Regions from separate parts of the Mus musculus genome. Here region 2 is linked to region 1. A link is a loop called in an ENCODE intact Hi-C map of the cell type or tissue named here. Cell type or tissue: left cerebral cortex. All regions are shown on one strand. Links, peaks and the distances in the headings refer to the core of each region. The heading gives the core; the rest is flanking DNA. Region 1 overlaps Paxbp1 (PAX3 and PAX7 binding protein 1). Region 2 overlaps Son (Son DNA binding protein).

The links. Peaks named below come from ENCODE experiments on the same cell type or tissue, not always from the same donor. Only the 100,000 strongest peaks of a DNase experiment are listed, where the experiment ranks them.
Region 2: a loop joins it to region 1, with 3 times the contacts of the local background. A loop is called at or near these places in 6 of 42 quality-filtered maps.

Annotation. Positions count from the first base shown.
Region 1 is chr16:91,037,088-91,040,006 of GRCm38, forward strand. It overlaps Paxbp1 (PAX3 and PAX7 binding protein 1), which reads right to left. Exons shown (of 18, transcript NM_026110.2): 3 at 155-331. Among named protein-coding and RNA genes, the nearest start is that of Paxbp1, 5.8 kb to the right of the region's middle. In left cerebral cortex, for the core only: no CTCF peak of the experiment used is centred there; a DNase peak (open chromatin) is centred at 1,542.
Region 2 is chr16:91,660,767-91,663,685 of GRCm38, forward strand. It overlaps Son (Son DNA binding protein), which reads left to right. Exons shown (of 12, transcript NM_178880.4): 4 at 1,335-1,495. Among named protein-coding and RNA genes, the nearest start is that of Gm36712, 10 kb to the left of the region's middle. In left cerebral cortex, for the core only: no CTCF peak of the experiment used is centred there; a DNase peak (open chromatin) is centred at 1,773.

The DNA.
Region 1 (2,919 bases), core at 128-2,627:
AGAAACTTTGGAAAACTAAACTTTTGGTCCTTGTATTTTCTACATTTGCAAATATAGAAACAACATGCCTTACAAAGACGTCCTCATTACAAGCATCACTCTGTTGCAATGCCCTAAGGGCCAGGATCCAGGCCATCATCCTGTAAGCACTCACCTGGGCGGAGCACGTTCAGGGAAGACAGAGCATTGGAGAAGGCGCCCCCGGCCTTGGGCTTCTCCTCCTCCTTCTCGCTCTCCATGTCCATTTCATCCTCACCGTGCTCGCTGATGACAACTCCATCTTCTGGGTTTGTGTCCTTAGCATGACACGTTTTGTCCAGAGGCTGGTCACCTGCAGTTTTGAAAAGATCAATTAAAATATACTTAAAGTAGAAAGTCACAAACTATCAAGGCACTGCTTATTAAATCTTGAACTCAGTCCACTAAAACTGACTTCATTTCTAGTACTTAAAAACCTCAACCATGAATATGAAATAGCACAGAAGATAGGACTAGGTAAGGGTAATACAGAGAAAACAGGGATAAAATGACATTTTGGTTAACTTTGTAAAAAATTTAGTAAATGTATCAAAATCTCACTAGGTAATCCTGTGCAGGTGTGCAGGACTGCATGTGGATGTGTGCACATGTGTGCAGGTGTGCAGGACTGCATGTGGATGTGTGCACATGTGTACAGGTGTGCAGGACTGCATGTGGATGTGTGCACATGTGTGCAGGTGTGCAGGACTTCATGTGGATGTGTGCACATGTGTGTAGGTGTGCACATGTGTACAGGTGTGCAGGACTGCATGTGGATGTGTGCACATGTGTGCAGGTGTGCAGGACTGCATGTGGATGTGTGCACATGTGTGCAGCTCCCCTGGAGCTGAAGTTACAGGCTGTTTTAAGTCACCCATGCAAGTGCTAGAAACTGAACTCAGATCCTCTCTAAGAATAGAAAGTGCTCTCAACTGGTGAGCCACCTCTGCATTGCTGCTCACACGCTTTTAACTCATCTACTTTACACCTGCCCTGGACTAAACACTACACCCATTTATGACAGTCTTCTGTTGAGAGCTAAATATTTGGTGGTTGAATGACTGTACCAATACGACTTTTCATCTATCATCAGGATGAAGAGACCCCAACAATTGCATCTACACTGTATGAGCCTGACCCTGTCACAACTCAACATTTAAGTATGTACCACAAAGCACAACAAACCTGATAGATCTGTGAGCCCAGAGTGAGACAGAGACACATTATAGATTATAGAACACTAGGACTATTGACTGGGAGGAAGCCCTGGAATGGCCACATTCTAACATGTAGACAGAGTTCTCAATATCAGTTCCAGTCTGAGTTGAAGGCTGACTTAAGAATACATTCCCACTATGAGTGTGTATCTTTGTAATAAACTGTTCTAGGTCTGTAACACTTCCAATTAACTTAATCTCTGCTATTACTTGCTTTGACCTTGACCCACTGACCTTGATAATGCTTTTCCTGGGTGCAATGAGTACAACTTAAAGAGAAGAGCAAAACTTCCTTCTAAAAGGAAAGACCATCTGTTTCCTCAGTGGATCACCGTCCCACGCTGTTAGCGTGTCCTCCTCCTCAGGCAGTGCCCTTCCTACACATAGCAGTCCTGGGCTAGGAAATCTCAGACCATCCTCTTTCTGATTTGTCAGGCTGTTGTTCTTTAAAGTGCAGCCTTACCTTGCTAGTTACCAACTTCCCTGTTAAGTGCATGTGAAGCCTAAGGCTTTACAAATTAGTTTAGTCCCATGACTAGGTAAAGCACCTTTTTATTTTATGTTATTTTTTAGTATAGAATAGAGTTTATTCAGGGCATGGGGAGGGGAGTTAAGAGAGTTGCAGAGGCAGAAAGAAGGGGGGGGGAGAAGGAGTGAACTAGAGAGGCCATGAGCCATGAGCGTGTGGAGAGAGAGGGGAAGGGAAGCGGGGGGAGAGAAGCGGGGAGGGAAGAGCAAGGCAGCAAGAAAAGAGCAAGAGCTGTTTTTTTTTAAAGTACCTTTTTATTTGAAAGATTATTTTCATATTTATTTTTTATATGTTTGATGATCACATGGTCCCACAGCATACGTGTAGAAGTCAAATGACAACCTTCAGGAATCAATTCTCTCCTTCGGGTGGTGGATTTCTGGGAGCTGAACTAAGGTAGTCAGGCTTGGCAACTTTTTAATTACTGAACCAACTTGCCAGCCCCACTCTACCTATTCCCTCCTCCAAGTCCGGTGGCCTCTCAGACTGAAAACAGATCTAATGCACTCAAAGGGTGAATGAGCCTATAGATATTTTAAAGCTCGTGGGTCACTACTTGCAGTTTATTACTGTGGTAAAATAAAATAAACTTGAACTATAGCATATGAAGATGGCTCAACAGATAGAAGTGTCTTGCAAGCCTGCTGGCCTGAGTTTCATGCCCACTACCCATCTAGTGGAAGGCAGGAAGCGCCTCCTGCAGGCTGTCCTCTGACCTCCCCTTACAGCACGCGTGCACGCAGACATAAACACACACACACACACACACACACTCTCTCTCTCTCTCTCTCTCTCTCTCTCTCTCTCTCTTTTCTGAGTGTCTACTTAGTGTTAAACACACCCATACACTGTGTGACCATCAGCCACTCACTCCCATTGCTCCTCACATACATCCTTTCATAAGCGGTAAATCTATACCTGGTAGGCAGTAGCAGTTTGTGCATTTGTTGACAATCAGTTGCTTAGGTGTGATGTCCCCAGATCTAGTCAATGACAGGCAGGCTGTCAGACTTTCCTTCCCAAGCTTCACTAGGGCACTGCGTGTGCACACACGTCCTATCCAGCTGCTCACCTGTGTGCTAGCTGCAGGGAGTGCTGGGAAGATGAGCACACAAATCCCTCTTCAAGACCTTGGTTTTCTTTTCAAGCTATGTC
Region 2 (2,919 bases), core at 294-2,793, 620 kb after region 1:
CTTGATGGGTCTGTACTTGGGATTTTTGCCTTAATTTAAAAAAGTAGATGGAGAAACCCTGTTACAAGTCAGATCATTGTGTGTTGCATATATTTCATTTCAACACATGGTTTTGCAAATAAGCAGAATTCTCACTTAGTAATTTTTATGGAGGGCCTCTTTTTCTTTTCTTTCCATTTGTCTGCCTGCCTTCCTGCTTTTCTTTCTTTCTGAGACAGGGCCTTAGTCTATAGTTCATGTTGGCCTGGAACTTAACTGTGTAGCCAGCCCAAAGTGGTTATTTTCGTTCCTCCGATCCCTGATGGCAGGGATTTCAGACTGAGCCGTCATGCTTGACTTTAGCTAGCACGTCTTAAGGCGGCGTCTAAGATTGTTAAATGGCTTGGTAGGTATTGATTCAGACATTTTGTATCTGGGGAGTTAGTTAACTGAATGAATGATGCAGCCTTTTCAATGAAGTGATAATCTGTTGTCTATAAAAATAAATGTTTTTTTCTTATTAAAACTGCTGGGTAATTTATCTTGTTTCCAATAGATAGGACAGTCTTGGTTTGTAAAGAAAGTGAAGCTAGTAGAATTTGTATTCAGTTTAGCAAGAGTTTTCTCTTTTTTCTCTTTTTTTCAGAACAGAGAAACAGTAGTTAATTCTTACTGATTTTTAAGTTCGTGAAGGAAGTTGGTAGGATGCCTTCCTTTTACCAAAGGACAATACTTAGAAGAGTAAACTATGGTAATTGCCTTAGTAATAGTGTAGGGGGCACATTTGCACAATGGAGAGGAATGTTAATTCTTACTCAGTGAAAGGCTTGTTGAAAGAGATGACACTTGGGGCTTAACAAGGGATTAAGTTGTTTTCAGATTGTAATGAGGTTTGTCCAAGATAGTCAGACTAGCTTTTATAGCCCATTTTGGAGTTGAGGTTGACCTTAAACTTGTTATACTTCTGCTTCCACCTCCCAAGTGCTAGGGATAATAGCTTTCCAAGAGCATTTTATAGAATGCTGAGGCTTGAACCCAGGGCTGGGTCTGTACATGTTTGGTACGCATTCTTCAACTGAACTGCATACCTAGTATGAAATGGTCATGCTAATTTTAGGAAATACACTGCTTTTGGAAGACTTGTGCCTTATAATTTGTGGTTAGTTGATCATCATAGATTCACAGTAAGCTATTGTGTATATTTGAATTGGAAACATAGTGTTAATTGTTGAAAAGGACCCATCCACCTGAATACTGCTGCCTTTGATTTTACTGTATGTCATACTGTTGACAGAACTAAAAACAAATGTTTGTAGCTTTTAGGAAAACTGCTTCCTGTGTTTTTCCTCTTACAGATAAGGCTCAATTACTTGAAATAGCCAAAGCTAATGCAGCTGCCATGTGTGCTAAGGCTGGTGTTCCTTTACCACCAAACCTAAAGCCTGCACCTCCACCTACAATAGAAGAGAAAGTTGCTAAAAAGTCTGGAGGAGCTACCATAGAAGAACTAACTGAGGTAAGCTAGACAGGATTTGTTTCCATTCTTAAATGGATTTTTCCATGGATGTTGACTCTGGAGCGTGCCAAAACCTGAATTGTGGGCTGAACTGATAATGGCTGGCACCGAGTGCCCAAAACCCGAAATACAGATGTGGCAGCGGCAGAAGCTCTGTTTAGCAGGCCATTATCCGGGATGGCTAAGCTCCGCTAGCTAAAAAGTTACTTCCCATTACTTTTGCTTTCCAGTTTTAGAAGCCAAACTGACTGAGGAGTGGAACGGTTCGTGTGAATGGAGGAGGTGTTGAGTGAGCAACACGCAGAAGCTCGCCTACAGTTTCGTTTCCATTCACGACGTGTTCACTGATCGCCAAGAGTGTACTGCATATACGCAAAGACACAGACAATCTTCAGAAATGATCTTTTGCCACCGGAGCTTGGAAATTAATGAGAATAGCTGGCCATTGCCTGAAAGGAACTTCTTTCGCATCAACATTTCGGGTTTTGGCTGTTTGGTACCAGCCATTGGCGATAATGGCCGGCCATTATCAGTTCTTCCTGCGGTTCGGGTTTTGGCAGTAACATATTTTAAATATACTTATTTTTGTTTTTAAAAATTTGATCTTTTGAAATTGAGGCTTTTGGGGGAAGCTTTGTTTTACTTTAATATTTTTTTGTGTGTGTGAGGGAAGACGCTGAAATATTGCTGCTAGGATCCAGAAATAACACAGTTTCATATGCTGAAACTTGTTATTGGCTGGCCTTATGCCAGCCTGCCACTGTCAACATACTCTGTTCCATTGGTTACATGCTTGATAGATACACTCTTGTGTTTTTGGCTAATTGAGCTTTTTAATTCTATTGTAATATTTTCAATTGATAATAGATGTGATAAATTCTGCTTGTATAGACAGGTCTACTAAAATTTACTCTTAACCTTTTTATAAATGGAATCTGTCCTTTGCTTCTGAGAAAGGAATTGACTTTCTGTGTTGGACTGCATCAATTGTGCCCTCTCCATCATGCCTTATTTTCCATTCTTAAGTTACAGTCCTGAAATAAATTTAAAAAAAACATTTATGGAGAGAGATGTTACTATTTACCCTGCCACAAATGTTTAAAATCTTTTATCACACATTTGGGGGTTATAAAGTTTAATTTGTTTCTTCACTTAGACTCATTATAGTATAAATTATAACTTCAAAAAGACCTAGCAAAAAGCCTCTATTGCTTACTTACCAAATGCAAGCTCTTTCTCTAAAGCTCTGTGAACGCTTAGCGTTTGCTGCTGTTTGCCTCATCTTCAGCGTTCTTGTCCCTCTGACAAGTCTCTCCCAACTTCTCCCCACCACCTGACCAAGATGACTTCCCTTTCCTTCCTATTTCTTGTTCTTTACTGTGGGAATTTTGCTTAGAACTCTTGAAGGAATATTCTTTGATCCT